Regions from separate parts of the Homo sapiens genome. Here region 1 is linked to region 2. The links are chromatin loops, found by intact Hi-C in ENCODE. Cell type or tissue: adrenal gland. All regions are shown on one strand. Each heading gives the region's core, and the rest is flanking DNA. Links, peaks and the distances in the headings are about the cores only. Region 1 overlaps SMYD3 (SET and MYND domain containing 3). Region 2 overlaps SMYD3 (SET and MYND domain containing 3).

Evidence for each region. Hi-C counts contacts between places; a loop is a spot of excess contacts. Peaks named below come from ENCODE experiments on the same cell type or tissue, not always from the same donor. Only the 100,000 strongest peaks of a DNase experiment are listed, where the experiment ranks them.
Region 1: a loop joins it to region 2, with 2.4 times the contacts of the local background. A loop is called at or near these places in 23 of 110 quality-filtered maps.

The regions. Positions count from the first base shown.
Region 1 is chr1:245,988,988-246,000,440 of GRCh38, reverse strand. All of the region lies in intron 5 of SMYD3 (SET and MYND domain containing 3), which reads left to right. Among named protein-coding and RNA genes, the nearest start is that of SMYD3-AS1, 110 kb to the left of the region's middle. In adrenal gland, for the core only: no CTCF peak of the experiment used is centred there; a DNase peak (open chromatin) is centred at 4,710.
Region 2 is chr1:245,890,213-245,901,665 of GRCh38, reverse strand. All of the region lies in intron 8 of SMYD3 (SET and MYND domain containing 3), which reads left to right. Among named protein-coding and RNA genes, the nearest start is that of SMYD3-AS1, 210 kb to the left of the region's middle. In adrenal gland, for the core only: no CTCF peak of the experiment used is centred there; no DNase peak of the experiment used is centred there.

The DNA of each region.
Region 1 (11,453 bases), core at 1,557-9,556, 99 kb before region 2:
GGGAGAGAAGGGAAGGAAGTAATATCCTATCTCCATCTTCACATTCTGTTTTTTTTTCTTCCATGTTCCTTTTTTCTCCTGTCTCCTTTTCCTTTCTCCTTTCTGTTGTCTCTTCCCACCCCTTCTGGGAAGAACAGAAAAAAACCGACACTTATCGGTGCCCTGCCATGTGTCATCATCTTGCCAGCTTAAGGGTAAGAAAGAGGGTGGGGCACAAGGAGCCGAGTAGCTGTGTAGATTTGTCTACAGCCTGGCAGTCACAATGCCTCCATTGAAAACCCAAGCCGCATGATTTATATATCTTATCATCATCACGAATTTTTATTCTGAGAAACTAGGCAAGAGAAAACATCTTCAGTCAACCATTACTGAGTGTAAACTAGGAGTCAAGAACAGTCATAGCCTATCTCATTTAGCTTTCTTAACCCTGTGAAGTAGGTATATTATTCCAATTTTATAAAAGAGGAACTAGGATTCAAAACGTTGAGTGAACTAGCCAGCATGTTCCCTGGTGCCTAGCAGGTACTCATTACATACTCGCTAAATGAAGAAGTAAGCAAAGTAAGTCATTGAGCCAGGATTTTAAAGCAGATTTTATAACCTCGAGTTCCGTGCTCTTTCTGCTTTATTGTTTGTTTTCTGGGAGAGACTTGGGTGAGCCTAAAAGATCAGTAGTATCCTGTACTATTTATGGAACAATTAATATTTGACTTTTGAAATAAGAATGCAGTATGTTGGTTTCATTAGTCTTTATCTCTCTTTCTCTCTCTCTTGCTTTAGGTAGTATATAATTGTTTATACATCCCTATCCTTAAATCCTTTTTCTTTCTTTCTTTTTTTCTTTTTTTGACTCACTCTTAGGTCTTTTATACTGGCAACCAGCTTAGTTGTTTAAAAACATAGATTCCAGGTCAAGAGTTTCTGGGTTTAAATCTAGGTTTTGCCATGTCTTGCTCTGTGATCTTGGGCAAGATACTTAACCTTGCTGGTTTTCAGAATTATTAACTTTAAAATGAGGATAATAATAAAAACCTACATCAAGGGGTTCCCATGAAGGTTATACAAGTTGTTATATGGATAGCACCCAGAACAATTCCTGGCACAGAGTAAATACTATCTACATGCAGTTAATATGGCAGCATTGCTAATGTTATTATTCTGTGTGCTTTTTGCAATCTTCCCCTTTTATTTCTTAAGCTCTTATTTTTTTTTTATTTCCACCTTGTTTTCTTCTTTATAGTTTGGTTTCATGTTTGGTTGTTTTTGTGGGTTTTTTTTGGTGGTAAAATATATCTAACATAAAGTTTGTGATTTGAATGATCTCTGAGTGTATAATTCAGTGATATTAATTACATCCACAGTCTTGTGCACCATATCTATTTCTAAGTTTTTCCTTACCTCAGAGAAATTCCTACCCCGTGAAGCGACAATCATCCACTCCCCTTTCACCTCAACCCTGGACACCACCAATCTGTTTTGCGTCTCTGTGAGTTTGACTACTCTCAGAACCTCTCGTAAGTGGAATCACACAGTATTTGTCCTTTTGTGTCTGGCTTCTTCCACTTAACATAATCTCTTCAAGGTTTGTCTGTGCCGTAGCATTATTAGAATTCCTTTCCTTTTTACGGCAAAATATTATTTTCTGTCTACACCACATTTTTTCTGTTCATCTGATGACGGACCCTTGGGATGTTTCCACTTTTTGGAAATTGAATAATGTTCGATGAACATTGGTGGGCAAGTATCTGTTGAGTCGCTGCTTTCGTTTGCTTTGGGCATATACCGAGAAGCAGAATTGCTAGATCGTTTGGTAGTTTAACTTTTTCAGGAGCATCCAGACTGCTTTCCACAGCAGCTGCAGGAGTTTGCATCCCCACCAGCAATGCACGAGGATTCCAGTTTCTCTACATCCTCACCAATATTTACTTTTCATTTCTTTTGTAATAGCCCTCCTAATGGGATGGGCATGTGGTTGTCACATGGAAATATTGGCTAGTAAATAAAAGGAGGAAAAATTGAAAATTGAAGAATCAAACGGTGCTTCAGACATGAGTCCCTAGTCAGGTCACTGACTTAGAATTATTTATTCAGCAAGAATCATGTCTCTGTAGGAGCTATCACGTTCCAAAACCTCTGGGAGCTCAGAAAATGAAGTTTCATTGTACTCTTTACCCAGGGTTAAAGATCTCCATTCCCTCCCCAAGGGTGGGTAAGAGATGAGTGGGGTGCCACCGAAGCAGGGGCTGATAGCAGGAAGATACTTCCTTATCTTTATTTCTTTTGATGAAGCACTGTGAGCCAAGCCTCAGAGGAGCCAGCCTGTGACTGTACATTTTGGAATCTGTCTGCTCACAGGTGTTGGCAGGCCCTGGTCCTGGTCCAGCACAGCGTTTTCCCTGGAGGAATGCCATGCTTTGAATTTCCTTGTCTACAGACTGTGTTATTGTCCAGCCTCTCAGTGGGATCAGAAAGAGGTTGGTTTGTCTGGCAATTGCCAGAACAGTGCCTATCCGTGACCTCTTGTCTGAGCATCTGCCAGAGAAAGCTGTGATCTCTCCAGGGAAGTGTAGGGCTTGAAGACACACTTAGCAATGGCTGATCTTTCTCCCAGCAGTTCTGATCACTCCCTGACCATCCTCACATCCTGCCTTTGTCCTTCCCCCTTTGTCCTAAAGTGCTGTCCGCTGCCGTGACTGTGTCTTGTTTCCCTGGTGGTGGTGGAGGTGCTGAGGTCTGGGGAAGGGTTGGGAATCACGATGGTGGGTGCAGGGCTTGCTCCTCTGTGTAACTGCATAGCCTGCTGGCCTGGAGAAAGTCCTTTCCTGCACAGCACTGCCTCTCACCACCCTACCCCAGCCAGCCAGCCCACATCTTGGTTTTCCTCAGGGGAGATAATCCCTGCCACTGCTGATTCACGGCTCCAAGGAAGTGAAATCATGTGAGGTGAAACTGCATTGCTAGCCAAAAAAATAGTTTTTCTTAATAATGTCTATCAGAAGCATGTTGAGGAGGAAGGATGTCTTCTGTGTCTCCCAGCAGCAAGCGTGCTGAAATAGCAGCTCAGTAGATGCTCAATGAATTCCAGTTGAAAGAAAGATGCTCGTACTTCTGATTTCACAATGAAGTTGATTTTCTGGGGATCACTCCCCAGTTGACATCCCCCCTGTCTGAGAGTAACACTCAGTTGCTTTGACTGTCTTTTAACAAATTGATCTTTTTCTCCTGTTCCTTTTGCTTCTCTCCCTAAAGGGGTTCCCCATATTTGGCATCATTAAATAAATTCATTAAGTGTCCCGTCGTGTAGGGCCAGTGTTTCATTTCGTTAATTAAAATCCATGCCCTGAACTGAGTTCGGAAGCCCTAAGAGCCAGAGCAGACTGCGAGGCACCTGCGGAAAAACGCAGCATATGCGCATACCCTAGACACAGACGTCATGGTGTTCCGCACCAGCGACGTCGCCTCAGTGCCAATTCATAAATCAGAACTTCTCTGAGATGCAGGTCATGTTCTGGGGCCGACTTCTTCATGGAAAGCACAGAGGCATCTTGCTAAAGAAGAGGAGGAGATGGAGGAAGTGTAAAGCTGGGGCTGGTAAATAAGTCCCTCTCCCTCCCCCACGTTCCCCTCCCATAGGCTTTGAACTTTCTGTGTTTCTGTAGGTGTCCCTAGTTTGGATGGGGACACTGGAAAGCTAGCCAGCTCTTGTTCTGTTGTTGCACTTCATTTGTTTTGGGCTTTTAAATACTGGGCTTGGCTTTATTTGTTGGAGTTACGCCTCTACTTTGCATTTCATAGGTGAAGTTAGAGGCAGTATTGTGTCTTCTGTGAGTTAACATTCACCAGATAGTTACTGAATTTTTACTCTGTGCCTAGTAGTCTTCTAGGCTCTGGGAATGCATTAGGTAACTTGATAGATGTGGTCCTGGCCTAATGAGTATGTGTCTATTTGTTCAGTTTTCAAGGGGTTAGAGCACAGTGTTTAAAATAACACCTGTATCATGAATTCTATTCTATATAAACCCATTAGCATTGCATGGAGAAAAGGTCCATTCATCACAACACATTATACCCCTAATCCCAGCCCACTGGTTGGCAGGTGTGTGCCATTGATCTCAAGAGTCTAGGGAAGTTATGAGCTGCCCTGGACAATTTGTCACCCATCAGCCAACAGCTTTTTATTTAGCATCCTCTATGTGGCTAGCAACATATAGAAAATCGTTTCAGAATTTATGCCCTGCCAATGCTCTTTTCATTAGAGCAGCACAATCTGTGGTCTTTTTAGTCAGAGAAGATGGCTTCTCTATATGTATTTATGAAATTAAACAAGAAACATTTCTTCCATTGGGCATTCGTTGTTAACTGCCAGGAGGATTTTAGGTGTTGGGAAGTTAAATATTATAATGGGTATAAAACTCAGTCCCCAAACTCTAATGTGCCAAAAATAACATTTCATTTTTTTTTCTATACATCTGCCCAATTTCTGGCTGATTGTCTTTCCACTGGTGTGGTGGAAAACTTCATCTCCCTTCTCAGGGTTCTGGGCTCATCCCCAGGACCAAGCTGTTAGGGGCATGGCTCTCTTGGCCTGCCCCCTGTGCATGTCTATTGGCTCTCTGATGCATCCTTGCCACACATAGGACTCAGGAGTTGCATGTGTCTCTGTCTATCCAAATCCCCCTCCTGGGGAAGTTGTGCTTCTGGGTGGCAGCCCTGCTTAGAACTGGGGCCTAGGCCCCTGCTCCGTCAGCCCTGCAGGCTGCATTAGTCTCTCCCCCACCCCCTACTGCATCCCAGATTTTGCAGATGGTTTCTGCTTTCTCTACTGCCACATGCCTCCCCTGAGGCACTGAGCAGAGTCTGATCTGTGGGAGAAAAAGAAAGGCAATGCAAAGAGAAGAGCACAAATTGATATCTTGAAATATCATCCAGCCCTACAGTTCATAATTGTATCATCTGTAAATATTTACCAAACACGTTGGCATAAATTACCTGTTTAATCCTTATAGCACCCTCAGGCATTTGTTACTGTTCTCCATTTCTCAGGTGTATAAACAGACTTAGGCTAAATACTTGTCATATGGGTGGACGTCGTAATCAACAAATGAATTAATGCGGAATTCAGGGTTTGGACCTAGTTGTTTCTACTCTAGTCCCATGACTTCCGTGTAGCACAGGGCTGCTTCTCAGGTTGTCCTGAGGCTTATGAAGCCACCTGTGATATGTAACTTTAACAAGCATGACAATTTGTTTACTGGACATTAGAAACTTCTAGGTAAGTGGTGTTTTATTTATTCATGTGTCTTAATCATTCCATTTCTTCGAAGGTTAGATTTTCTTTTTCTTTTTTTTGAGACGGAGTCTTGCTCTGTCACCAGGCTGGAGTGCAGTGGCGCAATCTCGGCTCACTGCAAGCTCCACCTCCCGGGTAGCTTGGACTACAGGCGCATGCCACCACCCTCAGCTAATTTTTATATTTTTAGTAGAGACAGGGTTTCACCATGTTGGCCAGGATGGTCTCAATCTCTTGACCTTGTGATCCACCCACCTCGGCCTCCCAAAGTGCTGGAATTACAGGCGTGAGCCACTGCGCCCAGCCGAAGGTTAGATTTTACCTGTGTCCTTTTTACAGCTTTTTTTTTTTAAGTTTCTTCATCTCTTACTTTCTCAGTCTCACTTCATACCACCTAGTACTGTGATCCGCACATAGATGGATAATGAGAGGGAAGTGAGTGGTAAATTAAACATATGCTCTTAACTAAGGCATAAAAAGTCATTTTATGAGAAGGCCCTCCCCTATTTCTGAAATGAGGCAAGCAAAGGCCTCATGGAAGTAGAACTTTCCTCCTAAATGTGGGAGATGACCAGAGTGGTGAGGAAAATGCTTGGAGTCCCCAGCTCCTTGATGTCCCGGGAGAAAATGCTTATTTCAGAGGGTGAGGGCATCCAAAGTGCTGACCTCTAGAGAGAGTAACTCTCACAGCGTCTCTAGCCATCCGACACGTGGACAACAGTAACCCGATGGCCAGGGCCTCTCATCGTGTGTCCTTTACCTAAAGCCCCGCGTCCCTCTCAGCTGACGCCTTCGCTTTCATTTTGTCGGGCCAATCTCTGACTCTCAAAACACACAGGGCACATCCGAGGAAGGGTGTAAATAATGAGAACCATAGAGGAGTTCCTAATGTGTATGCTATGAAGCACCTCGTGTGGGCAGATTTTCCTGGCTTTAGAAATGGAATGCACTTAAATTAAAAATTCCTACTTAATGTGACTTGGGAAAGATAAGAGTAACAGAAACTCTTCCGACATTTTATTTTATTTCTGTAATGAAAAGTGCAATGAAAAGAAGTTGAGAGAGCGATGATGGACCAACCAGAAAAGACAAGTCCTTTTGGATTTCTTCCTACACCTTAGAACGGAACGATTTTCTATGCATCTAAAGCGATTAACCATGGGGATTTTCCATTTTGAGGAAGCCCCTGGATGGAATATTGGATATTGTAGTTTAATGTCTTCTTTTTATGGTGGTAAGATATACATAACATAAAAATGACCATTTAAATCATTTAAGTGTATAGTTCAGTGACATTAAATACATTCCCACTGTTGTGAAACCATCACCACCATCCATCCCCCGAACTTTTTCAATATCTCAAACTAAAATTCAATGCCCATTAAATTTTAACTCCCCATTCCCTATTCCCCCAGCCCTGGCATCCATCCCTCTGTCTTTATAAGTTTGACCACTCTAGGTCCCTCATGTAAATGGAATCTATATCTGTCTGTCTGTCTGTCTGTCTGTCTGTCTGTCTATCTATCTATCTATCTATCTATCTATCTATCTATCTATCTATCTATCTATCTTTTTTTTTTTTGAGACAACGTCTTGCTATGTTGCCTAGCCTGGTCTTGAACTCGTGGGCTCAAGTGATCCTCCCACCTCAGCCTCTCTAGTAGCTGCGATTATAGGTGAGCACCACCATGCTTGGCTCCTATTTTTTAACCAATTTTTTAAACGTGGTTTCTTCTTTTAAAGTTTAGTATTGCTGATGATTTTATAGTGTACTGACTTGCATCATTTCCATACCCTCTGTTAGAGAGTACAGTGGGTTATAATGTGGACTTAGATGCCAAACCACTTAGGTTCGAATCCTGACTACCTCTTACTAATGGTGAGGCTTTGGCAAATGGATGAACTCTCTTTGCTTCAGTCTTCTCAGCTCTTACACAGCAGTGAACATTGTAACCACCTCAGAGGGTTATGATGAGAAGAAAGTGAGTTAATAAGGGTGTAACGCTTCAAACAGTATCTGGAACATGATGAACACCCAGTAAACGTTGAGTGCAGAAGCAGCAGCCCTTCTACCTCCCAAAGTTTTATTAATAGATGGGACTCCATTGTCATTTTGCGGCTTTGGAAACCGAGGCCTTGATAGATTGTAGAGTAGCTGATCCATGACCACTCCAGGCCCCATGACCGCCATTCTAGAAGTGGCCGATCCATGACCACTCCAGGCCCCATGACCGCCATTCTAGAAGTGGCCGATCCATGACCACTCCAGGCCCCATGACCGCCATTCTAGAAGTGGCCGATCCATGACCACTCCAGGCCCCATGACCGCCATTCTAGAAGTGGCCGATCCATGACCACTCCAGGCCCCATGACCGCCATTCTAGAAGTGGCCGATCCATGACCACTCCAGGCCCCATGACCGCCATTCTAGAAGTGGGCGATCCATGACCACTCCAGGCCCCATGACCGCCATTCTAGAAGTGGCCGATCCATGACCACTCCAGGCCCCATGACCGCCATTCTAGAAGTGGGCGATCCATGACCACTCCAGGCCCCATGACCGCCATTCTAGAAGTGGCCGATCCATGACCACTCCAGGCCCCATGACCGCCATTCTAGAAGTGGCCGATCCATGGCTACTCCAGGCCCCATGACTGCCATTCTAGAACCATGCTGATTTTACTACATGGCTCCTTTGTTGAAATGTTTTGGAAGAACATGGTGTGGTAGTCAGGCTTCAACCTGATCCCAATGATTCCTGCATCCCGAGGTTCACACCCTTGGGCACTCCCCTCCCACACTGCATCACAGTTGGTGTGTGTGACCAATAGAATATGATAGAAATGACGGCAGGCCGTTTCTGAGGTTCAGTTGTAAGTTGGTGTGTGTGGCCAATAGAATATGATAGAAATGACGGCAGGCCGTTTCTGAGGTTCAGTTGTAAGTTGGTGTGTGTGGCCAATAGAATATGATAGAAATGACGGCAGGCCGTTTCTGAGGTTCAGTTGTAAGTTGGTGTGTGTGGCCAATAGAATATGATAGAAATGACGGCAGGCCGTTTCTGAGGTTCAGTTGTAAGTTGGTGTGTGTGGCCAATAGAATATGATAGAAATGACGGCAGGCCGTTTCTGAGGTTCAGTTGTAAGTTGGTGTGTGTGGCCAATAGAATATGATAGAAATGACGGCAGGCCGTTTCTGAGGTTCAGTTGTAAGTTGGTGTGTGTGGCCAATAGAATATGATAGAAATGACGGCAGGCCGTTTCTGAGGTTCAGTTGTAAGTTGGTGTGTGTGGCCAATAGAATATGATAGAAATGACGGCAGGCCGTTTCTGAGGTTCAGTTGTAAGTTGGTGTGTGTGGCCAATAGAATATGATAGAAATGACGGCAGGCCGTTTCTGGGGTTCAGTTGTAAAACACATTGGCTTCTGTTTTGGTCAGAATCTCTCTCTCGGGTCACTTGGGAAGAAGCCACCTGCCTTCTTGTAGCAGCTCTAAGGGGAAGCCCTCCTGGCAAGTAACCCAAGCCCCTGGCAAACAGCCGGGGAGTGACTGAGGTTCCCCAGCAACCACAGGAGTGAGCTTAGATGCCCCAGCCTTTGTCCATCTTTGAGTTGACTGTGGCTCTGGCTGACAGTTTGACTGCAACCTCCTGAAACACCCTGAGGCGGAACCATGGCAGCTAAGACACTCCTGGATTCCTGACCCTCAGAACTGTGTGAAGTCACTTAGCTGGTTGCTTTAAGCTGCTCAGAAACAGATAACAAATGCACGTGGCTTAGTTCTCTGCTGGTATCTCTGTCTATAACGACATAACTTTTAAGCTGTGGCTCTATTCCTTTTTCCTATTTTACCATTAATGAACTAATGTGAAAATTTTTTTCCACACCTGCCCTGGCTCAGATAGATGGCAGGAAACCCTCAGGATTCTTCACAGTGCCTGGCAGGTGGGAGAGGCTCTGTAAATTATGTGTTGAATTAATGAATAAGTGCATTTTTTCCACATATAGGAAAGAAATCATTTTAGTTAAAGCATGTGTGTATTCAGGTCTCTTTTGTGAATATAAGAGGAATGTTTGATACTGAATTTTTCTTGTTTGGATCTTTGGTAATTGTTAGAATTTTCTTTTTTCTAATTGACTTCAACTTACGATTGTGACTTCTTATGATGCTTCATGTTGATAAACATAACAATTTTTTTAAACAGCACTACTGTTTGGAAAGGGACTAGTGTAGATGCCAGTTAGTGGTCACTGGTACAGGGAAGTCAGTGCACTCACTTTCTGTTTCTGTCATAACAAATTACCACAAATCAATGGCTTTAAAAACCACACACGTGTTATCTTACAGCTCTGTAGGTCCAAAGTCCGACATGAGTCCCACTGGACTAAAATTCAAGATTGTTGGCAGGGCCGGCTCCTTCTGGACACTCTAGGGAGAATCTGCTTCCTTGCCTTTTCCAGCTTCTAGAGGCCACTCTTATTTCTTGGCTCCTGATCCCTTCCTTCAGACCAAGATGATTCCTGTCAATGAGGAATCTGGGTTGCAGGAAATACCCTGGTTTTTGAGAAGGTAATCAGGTGTTGGAGTATGAATAACAAATCTACTCCTAGTTTGTGCTGTATACTTCCTTTCTCATTGCAGCCACTGAAACCATGTCAGATCCAGAAATTTTATTCAAGGTCGAGATAGCTGTGTGACCAAAAGGAAGTAGGAGTAGGAGACAGTTCTCTCTCACCATTTTTCTCACTTAAAGAAAAAGCTGGCCAGGCATGGTGGCTCATGCCTATAATCCCAGCACTTTGGGATGCCCAGGCGGGAGGATTGCTTGAGCCCAGGAGTTTGAGACTAACCTGGGCAACATAGTGAGACCCTGTCTTTACAAAAAATAAAAAATTGTCCAGGTGTGGTGGTGCAGGCCTGTAGTCCCAGCTACATCCCTGTGGTCCCAGCTACTCAGGACGATGAGGCGGGAGGATCACTTTAGCCCAGGAAGTCAAGGTTGCAGTGAGCCATGATCACACCACTGCACTCCAGCTTGGGAGCCACAGACTGAGGCCCTGTCTCAAAAATAAATAAATAATAAAATCTGAAAAGAAAAAGCTAGATACAACAAACGTAGAAGAAACACCTTCCAACTACCTCAGGTAACACAGGATGATATTAAATTTACAGTTGTTGGTGTTAGAGAAGAGGTCACAGAATAGATCTTTTGTATTTGGTATGTGTAATATTTTTTAAAATTGAATTTTTATATCTTAAGGTCAGGGCATCTATAGGATTTGAGTCTCTACTTTTATTATAGAAAACATAATTTCATTAATAGATGTTAAGCTCTGAGTAAGTTTAATAAGATTGGAAAAAACTCTAAACCACCTCCAGTCCCCAAAACCCTACCATACCCAAGTTGGCCTGTAATCCTCTGTGGGAGGGGGGAAGCCCCACTTGTCATTGGAAATCAGCAGTGCAAGATGGAGAATGTTTTTCTCTCTAATCCCTTCAAGGTACAAGGTAGGACACCTAGAAGGTTAAGGCAGAAGCCTTCGTTGTGTTTGCTTCTCCTTTGTATCCAGTTAACCACTCATGTGGCATTGAATGAATGAGTGGTTGTTTCTTGCAAGCCTGCTGCAGGCCCAGCCTCATCTTAGGCATTGGACATGTGCAGCAAGCTGGATTTGTGCTACTTTGCTGCACAGTTGGCCTGTTAACAAGTAATGCCTAGGGAAGGGGGTGTTGTCTTCAAAGTGCACACAGCCTAAACATAGGTGAAGATAGGAGTGAGAAAAGTACACAATGAAATTAAGGATAAGAGAGGAAATGGTCAAGTACTGGGGGAGTGCACAGGAAGATGGATTAACTGACTCCTCTTCAAAGATCTTGCAGCAGTGGACCCATTTCAGTTGGGTCCTAAAAGGTGAGCAGGATTTCTTAAGAAGAGAAAGGGGGACAGGATGTTCCAGGCTGCAGAAACCAGTCGTCAGAAGTGTTATAAATGTGAAGACAGGTATTAATTGGATAAAGTCTAAGAAGTCATGGAATCATGAAGTTAGAAATGATCTAAGTGGTTACATCTCACCACTCCCAGCCAGGGGATTCTGGATAAGTTACAATGTGTTCAGCCTTGGCCATAGAAAAACAACCTCAAGGCTTAAATAATATGATACG
Region 2 (11,453 bases), core at 2,019-10,018:
TTTTCCTTCTTTTTGGTGGAGGAGATGAGTGCCAGCTGCCTCTAGTCAGCCATCTTGATGATGTCTCTCTGTTTCTTTAACATTTGCTCCATAAGGCTTTTCCACTGCAGCACATTATTAGATTGAGATCACTTATGTAACAACTTTTACTCTGAGAAAGGAGAGACAAAGTAAATGCCATGAAGATAATGAATGGACTTTTCTTCTGTTACTCATATACCTTTTTCATGTTGGACCTACTTATTTTTAGGTCCAATATGAAATATTTCACATAATCAGATTGTCTAAAGAAATCTTACTTTGGAAGAATGTTTACCTCACTAGAATTCTTTCGTAATTGTTATCTTTCTTGGTCTGAGTAATTATAAGTAAATTAGGAAGTGAAACTCGGAAAGGTTCAGAGATATGCCTCTGAGACTTATCCCAGGACTTACCCCTGGGACTTAAAGGAAAAAGTGGCAAAACCAAGTCTGACACCCAGATGTCATGACTAAACCTAATGCTCCTGCCAGTATACCACAACTCACTGTAACTCCCATTGGCAACATGAATCAAGAGAGGTAGTTGCTCTCACTGCATGAGAAAGGACCCTGAGCTCATTCTAATGCTGCAGGAGTCCATGAACATGATCCATTTTGCCTTAAGAAGAACTTTTGAAAATAAGGGAATTAAGTGGGAAAAGTTGAATATTCTAATAGCTCCTGAAGATTCAATCTACTTTATTGTTAGCCTTTTGCCACAGGCAAGAATGACAGAAATCATGGGAAACTGCCCTGGGATTCCTCCCAGACCATGATCTGGAATGTTAGCAAGGTAGCTTTCCACCAGCATCCTTGGTTGGAAATGAGAAGGCTCTTGAATTTAGTTCCTCTTAGGTGCCATGAATATGGTGGATCTTCAGAAAATTCTTGAGTGAATGAATGATGATCTTTTATTAAAATGGGGGTCATAGTGATCTTAGTTTTATTGTAACAGGTGACATCTGGGCTGCAATAGTATATTAGGAAAGGATTTGGCTATAAATAACAGATAGCCCAACTAAACGTAGCTTTAGTAGGTGGGGTGCATGTTCTAAAAATTCTGGAGAAGTAATCCAAGATGACAGCAGCGACTCATAGATCTCATCATGGACCTGAAATCCTTCTGTCTTCCTCCATAGTCATCCCTAGCATGTGGGTTTGTCCTTACAGTCTGAAGATGACTGATGCTTCCAAACCCCAGTCAGTGTATCTAAGCTCTGGAGAAAAAAGATGGGGTAATAAGAGGCAAAGAGCAAAGGGAAGACCTCCTAAGGATATCTACCTACACTTTATTGCTCAAAAATGATGTCATTTACTTTGTTGTTCAGAATGGTGTCATATGGCCACCTTTAGCTATAGAAGAGGCTAGGAACTGTATTTTAGCTTTTTAGCCTTTATGCAAGAGGAAGTCAAGAGAAAAGAGAGGTGTTAAATGGATTTTGGGTAGCTAGTGCATAATGTCTACCATACCCACTGAGACCATTTTCTTTACTCTATTGAGCTAAAGATTCGTTTAATATTAAAATTAGGGTTTTTCAGAGAAGGAGAACCAACAAGATGGGGTGGAGAAACAGATTTATTCTAAGGAATTGTCTCACCTGATTATGGAGGTTGAGAAGTCTCAAGATCTGCAGTTGGCAAGCTGGAGACCCAGAAGAGCCATGGTATAGTTTCAGGACAAGTCTGAAGCCCTGAGAACCAGGAGAGCCAGTGGTGTAAGTTCTGTTCCAAAAGCTGGCAGGCCCAAGTTCCAAGAAGAACTGATCAGTCCAACTCAAGCAGTAAGCCAGGAGGAATTCTCTTTTGCTTTTACTTGAGGGAATTGCAGCCTTTTGGTTCCACTCAGGCCTTCAGCTGGTTAGTTAAGTGCCACCAGAGAGAGCAGACTCCTTTACTGAGTCTGTGGATTCCAATGGCAAGCTCATAAAGAAATACTCTCACAGACACTCTATGAATAATGTTTGACCAAATATCTGGGCACCCTGTGGCCCACTCAAGTTAACATATAACATTGACCATTAAAATATTGAGATGGGTCTAATGGTGTCATGAAAACAGTACTTGATTACTCTGCTGGATTATAGTCCATGCTGTATCTAACACATTGAATGGTCCTGGGCAAGTCATTGAACCTCTCTGGATTCGTTCCATCCTCTGTAACATTAAAGAATTACACTAGACAGCCATAGGGCCCCTCCCCGCTCCTGTTTTCCCATGTTTCCATGAAATATTTTCTAGTGGAAGAGAGTAGAGTATGTACTTAGATGAGAATATAAACTTAGTTTGCAACTAATTTTTCAGTTGTATTTTTAAGTTTCTATTTGAGAATTTTGTTTAGTGATATAAACACTCCTCTGAGATCTCTGTACTATCAATTTGCCTCAAAAAAAAATACAGAGGTAAATTCAGCTTAGTGCATTCCCAAAAGATCATAAATTCAACATTAGTTCAATCAAAATTAATTTTCAGTTCCTGGATTTAAAGTTTCCAAGCTTATTTTTCTGCTTTTCTTGGAACCTAGAAAATTCATCTCACCAGTTTTCTGCATCAAGCAATATTTATTATGTGTCTACATCTGCATATTATTGGACTTACACAGTATTTTGTTTCAGGAAGGCAGGAACCCTTTTAATAGCAAGTATAATTTGCATATTTACAGTTGTCATTTGTAATCAGCTGCAGCTTAATTTCTGGAAAAAAATAAAACTTACCTTCTGAGGGAGGTTTTTGAATGATTTGGGTCCTCATGGCTTGCCCAGGTCAGAATCCAAGGCAATAGGAGCTGAACAGACCAAATGGAATTGATTGTTTCCATAAGTTTGTGGCAAGAACATAGCGTGCTGCTTTGGATGTCACATGCCTTGTTGCAAAAAACAAACAAGCTATGATTACTTGCCATGTCAATTTTTCTTTCCTAAGTCCTGTTAGAGTTAATTCTTTTGAAACACCATGTCTATCAGTCTATCAAAGCTCTGTTGCCTCACTGCTAGGTTATTGAAATAGCCCCTGATTATTCACCGGGCTCTCAATTTCTTTCTTTTCATCCTTGGCACACACTGTTTTAGGTAAACTCTCTCAGATGCCACTATTCTCATGTTGTTACTTTGCTCAGAAATGTTCAAGCATTCAGCATTATCTTTAGCACTCAGGATCAACTTCATACTCATAGGTTGCCATTCAGTGCTCTCTAGTTGCGACCCTAACATTCAACCTGCTTTTGTTCCCTTTTTCTGTTTCAAAATACCAATTTCCTTTATCTAATTGTTCCCTTTCCTCCACCCAAAAGATTTTGAAGTAGCTTACACGCACACATTCACAAGGATACATACACATGTATATATGTATCTACTTGCATATGTAATACAACAGCAATAAATTTTATTTTCGTTTGAGAAATAAAAGTGACAAATAAGATGAAAGTAGTTTAGTATGCAGAATTTATACCATATGATCCTTTATGTAACAGCTAGAAGTACTACACTTGAGCTTAACCAAAAGGCCTAGAAGCAATATATAACAGCTAGAAAAATGATGAATTTACCCTTAATGTATCAGCAGCCAAACCTAAAAGACTACTTTCAAAATTCACAGTAGCCCTAAGAAGGAAAACACAGCCAGAGCAGTTTTTCCCTGCACTGAGGCCTGAGGCACTCACAAAGCATTCTTACTGGACTTCCACAGCGAGTGAAATCACTGATTTCTATAATATTCTTCATCATAGCTGATTGACAATACTTTTTTTTTTTTTGGAGACAGTCTCACTGTGTCTTCTAGGCTGCAGTGCAGTGGCACAATCTCAGCTCACTGCAACCTCTGCCTCCCAGGTTTCAGTAATTCTCCTGCCTTGCCCCCTGAATAGCTGGGATTACAGGCGCCGCGCACCACCACACCTGGCTAATTTTTTATACTTTTTGGTAGAGATGGGGTTTCAACATGTTGGCCAGGCTGGTCTCGAACTCCTGACCTCAAGTGATCCACCCGCCCTGGCCTCCCAAAGTGCTGGGATTACAGGTGTGAACCACCGTGCCCAGCCAAATTAATACTTCTTAATAAAAGAGGTAACTAGAAGCGTGAAAAATTAGGTAATCTAAGATCATATCTCTTTGATGGTTTGTTTCTTTCCAAGAATACAATTTAGTCTCTATGGAGGAAAGCAGTGACTGCAAATCCTTCAGGTAATCCTTCACTAGTGTTATTTCTTGCAAATGGGCTTTTACATTTCTTATTTTGATTTTTTATTAAAGTAATACATGTATATAGTTTGAAAAATTAAAGTACTCTAACACAGTTGAAAACAATGGTACCCCTTTCCTCTCTTGCTCCTGCCCACGACCTACTCCTCAGAGAGAACCCATTTTAGCTTCTGGCATTTTGTCCGTGTTTTTAAACTTAGAGCTCCCTTAAGTCAGGTGCTAGGGATACTTTCTGCTTACTGGTTCAGCTTAAAGACCAATTTTTATTTCCAAGATTTCAAATTTGTTCTTTTTCACGTCTCTGTGTTTTATTTCTGCCTATTTTGGTTTTATAACTTCTTTTTTACTTTAATGCATGCTACTACATTATTCATCTCTTTGGGTATTCTAATCACACTTCTTTTAAGTGTTAGTTCCATGAAGTTTATTTTACTGGAGGGAATTTATGTTCTGATTGTTTTCAGTTGGTTAGCATTGCATTTCACTCAGTGTTCTGGAATTTTGTATGGCAGGCTCATTTTTAGTGGACAGTTTTTTTGTTTTGTTCTTTTCACTCCTTCTGTGCTCTTCCCTTCTGTCTGGTAGTTTTGCCTCCCCCAAGCCCCTCAGCCTCCAGTTCAAAACCAGAACTTAATGGCATTTGGACCTCTTGCGCCCCGGTGATGCTGAGGCTAGTGCAGAAGTGTTGCCTAGATGGTGGGCGTCATGGCTGTGTACCTAGACAAGAGAGCATGGCTCTGTTTGGCCCCTTCAGGCCCACAGCTTCCTGTAAATATCTAGCACAGGGGAACAGGTCATCAGCCCTGGTTTTGTTTATCCCGGCCTCTTTTGTCAAGCAAGGTAGCCTCACCCCATTCTCTGGCTTTAAGCTTTAAGGTTGACTGTACTCACCATTTTTATGTGAAACATTTGTATTCCCTGTTTAACCACCAGCACTCAGCTTGTACCTACTGCCACCTACTTCCAGACCTCAGGCCCTGGAGCTTCAGCTTTGTTTATTGCTTTGCATTTCTGTTCTATTTTTGGTCCAGGGAGATCATTGCCTGTTTTTTTTTTTTTTTTTGACTTGGCAAAGCTATTTTTGGTTCCTGTTTTTATATTTTACCTGTCATTACTATGGATTTGGAGTAGAAGGGAACGCTTCCAGGTTTGAACTTACAGCATCTTGATTGGAAGTCTGCAGTTGCTTTTCGAGTACATAGGTAAAAATCTAAGTCTTTGGAGGCAAAGAAAAAACGAGAAGATAATGATCTAATTTTCCTGAGGGCTTCCAAGTATGTGTGCATCTTTTACCCAGTGTCAGCCGTCTGTGGAGCAGGGGATCTATATCTTCTTTTATCACAGAGCCTTCTATGAAGAGAGATTGAGTAGGATCATTGTGAAAATGTATCCATTCTGGAAACAGTTTAATAAATGGTTCTGTAGTGGGGAGAAGCCTTAATAAACTTCTCATTCCCTGATGCTACAATTCTAAGCCTACTTCCTCTTAGTTTCTTCTGTAAATATAAAGCAATGTTAATTTTTGTCTCTGGTAATTATTTCAGCTTCTTTTTAGAAAAACTCTTTTTCTGCAACACAGAATTGCCTTCCCTCGTTTCCTTCTGAGACCCTCCACGACACCTATGAGTTACACAGCCCTGAAGAAGCCCAGCTTCTACAAAGAAATGACTTTGTGCTGGTGCTGTGTGGGAACTGCCTTGATTCCCATGTGGGCTGTACATCACCTGGGCTATGCCCTGTAAACCGTGAAAACCGGGGAACAGAGGCAGGTTTGAGTGAAAGGAAGAAACAATGATTGTCTGAAGAAGAAGAAATGAAAGAATGTTAGCGCAAAAGTTATATTCAAAGGAAATGAAAGTTCTCAGCCCAAGAAAGTTTTTATGGTACTGAGTCTATTTGAAATGGGAGCACTTACTTAAAGGTCACTAGGAAACCAAGATTTTTTCTGCTGCCTTACTCTATTTTGCTAGATAAATTGTAAGCAGAACTGTCTCCTGGTGGGATGATGAGCCCAACCAGCTCTGCGTTGTTCTCAATTTTAACAATCTAAGCAGAATGTTTCCCGTTTCTAAAGTTTTCATCATAACCAAACTATGTTGTCCTCAGGAAGATTTGACAGGGAACTGAAGAAGTGTGTGCGTGCGTGTGCGTGTGTTCATTCCCATTTTTAATTAGTTGAAACCTAACATTGCTGTATGTTACCTGTGTCTTGCTTCTCCAGACAAGCAGAAAAATGGGTTTCCCCCAGAGTGAATGACTGTCTGTTTGAGTTCATGTTTAATCAAGGAAGGGAGTTACTGACTTCATAATCACATAATCCCGTCTGCAGTGTTGCTATGACATACGGGGAGAGGCTTCTGGGCATGCTACGATGGGCTGTAAAGTTGGCTGAGAGATAAACAATGTAGCTATTGTGTTTGCCTTGGACTGTGGCGTTCACCACATCACAGGATGTGGCACTTCTTCTCTGCCTTCTCCCCAGAGGACAGGCAGCTGTGCTCACCAGGCTCCTTCACGTGGCCCTGTTATGTCCACCTCGGGTAAAAGATGGTCTCTCCACAATTTGTGGTGTCGTGAATTCTGTCTCACCTTTCCAGTTCTTGCACACACATTCTTTTCTACCATCTTTGGGGCTTCATAAGCCTCCAGCTCAGAGGATAGATTGAGGGATGGCAGCTAATGTGATACAGAGTATGTGTTCTTGTGTACCAAGTACCATCCCCAGCCCAACACATGGTCCACAGGTACGCAGTAGTGTTCAGGAAGTCTAGTACAATAAGGTGATTCTTCCTCAGATACTACTGGAAATTAGAATACCTGCTAAAGCTTATGGGGGCACTTATTGTGTGCTAGTGTGTCCAGAGTTGGTTCCTTCCGGTGGGTTCATGGTCTTGATGACTTGAAGAATGGAGCCGCGGACCTTTGCGGTGAGTGTTAGAGCTCTTAAAGATGGCACGGACCCAAAGAGTAAGCAGCAGCAGGATGTATTGTGAAGAGTGAAAAAACAAAAGCTTCCACGGCGTGGAAGGGGACCTGAGCGGGTTTCCGCTGCTGGTTGGGGTGGCCAGGTTTTATTCCCTTATTTGTCCCCACCCATGTCCTGCTGATTGGTTCCTTTTACAGAGTGCTGATAGGTTCATTTTACAGAGTGCTGATAGGTTCATTTTACAGGGTGCTGATTGGTCCATTTTACAGGGTGCTGATTGGTCCATTTTACAAACCTCTAGCTAGCTACAGAGCGCTGATTGGTGCGTTTTTACAGAGCACTGATTGGTGCATTTTACAAACGTCTAGCTAGCTACAGAGCACCAGCTGGTGCATTTTACAATCCCCTTGTAAGACAGAAAAGTTCTCCAATTCCCCACTCCACCCTGGAAGTCCAGCTGGCTTCACCTCTCACGAGGTACTCTGCAGACTTCTCTGTATGCCTCATCTCATTTCTCTCTACAACCATATCAAAGTTAGGGTTACTCTTACTGCCGTTTTACAGATGAGGCAACGGGAGCTTTCAAGAGTATAGCCCTAACCTCTTCACTATGCTGTTTCTATAGTGATAAGAGTAACAGATAGACCTTCCCTATCTTTTTAAAGAATTGGAGTGTAATTTGCATTCAGTAAAATTCACCCTTTTTAGTGTACAGTTCTACAAACTTGGATAAATGCAGTCTGTGACCACAACCACCACCACCACCATCAAGATAGAGAAGCGTTCTATCACCACCACTCCCAAATTCCTTCGTACTGCGTTGTATCCATGTCTATACCCCACTCCCAGCACCTGCTAACCCAAATCTTCTTTCTGTCACTACCATTTTACCTTTTCCACAATATCATATACATTAACCAGCCATTTCATTTGGCTTCTTTTGCTTAGCCATGTTATTTGTACACACATTTATAATATATAACCTCAATAGTTGGTTCATTTTTATTGCCAAGTAGTATTCCATTACATGGCTATTTCATAGTTTGTTTTTCTAAGTGAAGGATATTTGAGTTGTTTTCTAGTTTTGGTGGTTGTCAAAGCCACTGTGAACATTCACATACAGGTTATTGTGCAAATATAAGTTTTCATTTTATTTGGACAAATACCTAGGAGTGGGGTTGCTGGGCTCTATGGTAAATATATGTTTAACTTTATAAGAAATTGCTGCACTTTTTTTCAAAGCAGCCCCTATTGTTTTGAATTCCCACCAGCAATGACTCAGAGTTCCAGTTACCCCAAATCCTCACCAGCACTTGTTTTTGTCAGATTTTCTTTTTGTTTTTCATCCTCCTAATACATTTAGTGTGGTAACATTGCATTGTGGTTTTAATTTGCAGTACTGTAATGTGTTTTCTCACGTGTTTGTGTGCCACATGTACATCTTAATTGTTGATATATCTGTTCAAATCTTTTGCCTATTTTAAAAATTGGGTGTTTTCTTACTGAGTTTTGAGAGTTCTTTATCCTGTACACAGGTCTTTTGTTGGACATATGTTTTATACATGTTTTTTTCCTCAGTTTGCAGCTGGTCTTTTCATTCTCTTCACAGAATGAAAAGCAGAAGTTTTAAATTTTGAAATAGTTTAGTTTATCAGTATTTTTCTTTCATGGATCAGTCTTTTGAAGCCATAGCTGAAAATCTTTACCTAATTCAAGAGGAGAAAGATATTTCTTCTGTGTTTCATATTAGATTTTATAGTTTTAGGTTTTACATTTAGGAATTTGATCCATTTTCAGTTAATTTATGTGTATGCATAATGTTCTTTTTTGTATATGGATAGCCAATGATTCTAGTACCATTTGCTGAGTCAATATCTTATTTAAAGCCACAGGATATTATACAAAGAGTACAGAGTTAGATTTAGCAGAAGTTGGGTTCTAGTTCCGGAGCATCAGCAACTGGCCAGAGACATGAAATCCAAATGGTGGATAAGAGGACAGCTTGATACGGTGGAAAGAGCATGTGCTTTGCAGATAGATGGTTCTGGTTTCTGCTGTTGACCAACCCTTTGACATCAGCAAGTTACCTTCCCTGTGATGGTCTTAATTTTCTCTTTTGTAAAATGAGAATACTCTAAACCTGGCAAAGCTACTTTAAGGGTTCAATTAGATAATTAGATAATATATGTATAGATTGGGAGATGGTAGATGCTTGGTAATGGTAGCCATTATTATTATTGAATGATCTGGGGAAATAGTCTATTTGGGAGGTTCCAAGAAATACAGCATCCTCAGTTCCCATCATTTGCTGATCAGAGTCTCTGAATTGTTCACATAATTTTCTTAACAGTTTTTTAACTCCTCCTGTTCCAATTTTTAGTTGTCTCTGCTTTCTTCCCCCTTTTTTTGTGCCTAGTGCCTCTTGTTTGGTTTGGTTCCAGTGGTCACTGTGCTGGGGTGGTTGGTGTTTTTCTTTCTTTCTTTTTTCTGTTTTGAGACAGGGCGTCACTCTTTCGCCCAGGCTGAAGTGCAGTGGTGTGTTCATGGCTCACTCCTGGGCTCAGGCAATCCTCCCATGTCAGCCTCCTCAGTAGCTGGGGCTACAGGCGTGTGCCACCATGCCCTGCTAATTTTTAAAAATATTTTTGTAGAGATGGAGTCTCACTGTATTGCCCAGGCTAGTCTTCAGCTTCTGGGATCAAGCAGTCCTCCTGCCTCTGCCTCCCAAACTGTTGGGATTACAGGTGTGAGCCACCATGCTCAGCTCAGCTTGTTTTTCATTCTTGTATTCTTCCTGGCTTGCTCCCCTGCACTTCCTAACCTGGGCTCTCCTTCCAGAAGTAAGCTGACCTTTGTCCAGACTTAGGGGGCATATCACTGTCCTTCATCACTACTCGTGCTGTCCTCTTCACCCCTACAGTTCCCGACATTGCTGTCACTGAGGGGGTGTACATAGCAGAAGGAAGGGAAGTACAGCTGAGTAAGAAGACAGCATGAGTGGCACTGCACAGAGTCACATCCAGGTCATTGCTCCCCTCCCCCCAGATTCCTGGACAAAGTGGATGTCATCCTGGGCTGTCTCTGCAGTTTATTTCCCAAGAGACCAATCCTCTTTTGTAAACATTATTTATTTTTGTATTTTTAAATTTTGAATGTTTATGGCTACAGAGTAGGCGTGTATATTTATGGGTACATGAGATAAATATTTTGATACTGTCATACAATGTGTAATAATCATGTTAGGATAAATGGGGTATCCATTGCCTCAAGCATTTATCATTTCTTTTGTGGTACAAATATTCCAATTATATTTCTTCAGTAATTTTTAAATGTACAGTAAATTATTGTAGACTCTGGTCACCCTGTTGTATCAAATAGTAGATGTTATTCATTCTATCTGATTATATTTTTGTACCCATTAACCATCCCCCGTTCCCTCCCTTGCCCACTACCTTCCCAGGCTCTGGTAACCATCATTCTACTCTCTATCTCCATGAGTTAAATTCTTTTAATTTTTAGCTCCTACAAATTAGTGAGAACATGTGAAGTTGGTCTTTCTGTGTCTGGCTAGTTTAATTGAACACAATGTCCTCCCATTCCATCCTTGCTGTTGCAAGTGATAGGATCTCATTCTTGTTTATGGCTGACTAGTACTCCATTGTGTATATGTACCATGTTTTCTTTATTCATCTATCAACAGACACTCAGGTTGCTTCCAAAGCTTAGCTATTGTGAATAGTAGTGCAATAAACATGGGCGTGCAGATACCTCTTCGATATACTGATTTCCTTTCATTTGCGTATATACCTACCAGTGAGATTGCTGGATCAATGGTAGTTCTATTTTAGTTTTTCGAGGACCCTTCATACAGTTTTCCATAGTAGATGTACTAATTTACATTCCCAACAATAGTGTGCGAGGGTTCCCTTTTTTTCCACATCTTTGTCAGCATATGTTACTCCCTATCTTTTGGATCAAAGCCATTTTAACTGTGGTGAGATGATATCTCATTGTAGTTTTGATTTGCATTTCTTTGATGATGCGGGATGTTCTTATACCTGTTCACCATTTGTATGTCGTCTTTTGAGAAATGTTTATTTAGATCTTTTGCCCAGATTGTTAGATTGTTAGATTTTTTTCCTTATTCAGTTGTTTGAAGTCCTTATATATATCCTAGTTATTGATTCCTTGTCAGATGGGTAGTTTGCAGATATTTTCACCCATTCTGTGGGTTGTCTCTTTACTTTGTTCATTGTTTTCTTTGCTGTGTAGAAGCTTTTAACTTGATGTGATCCCATTTGTCCATTTTTGTTT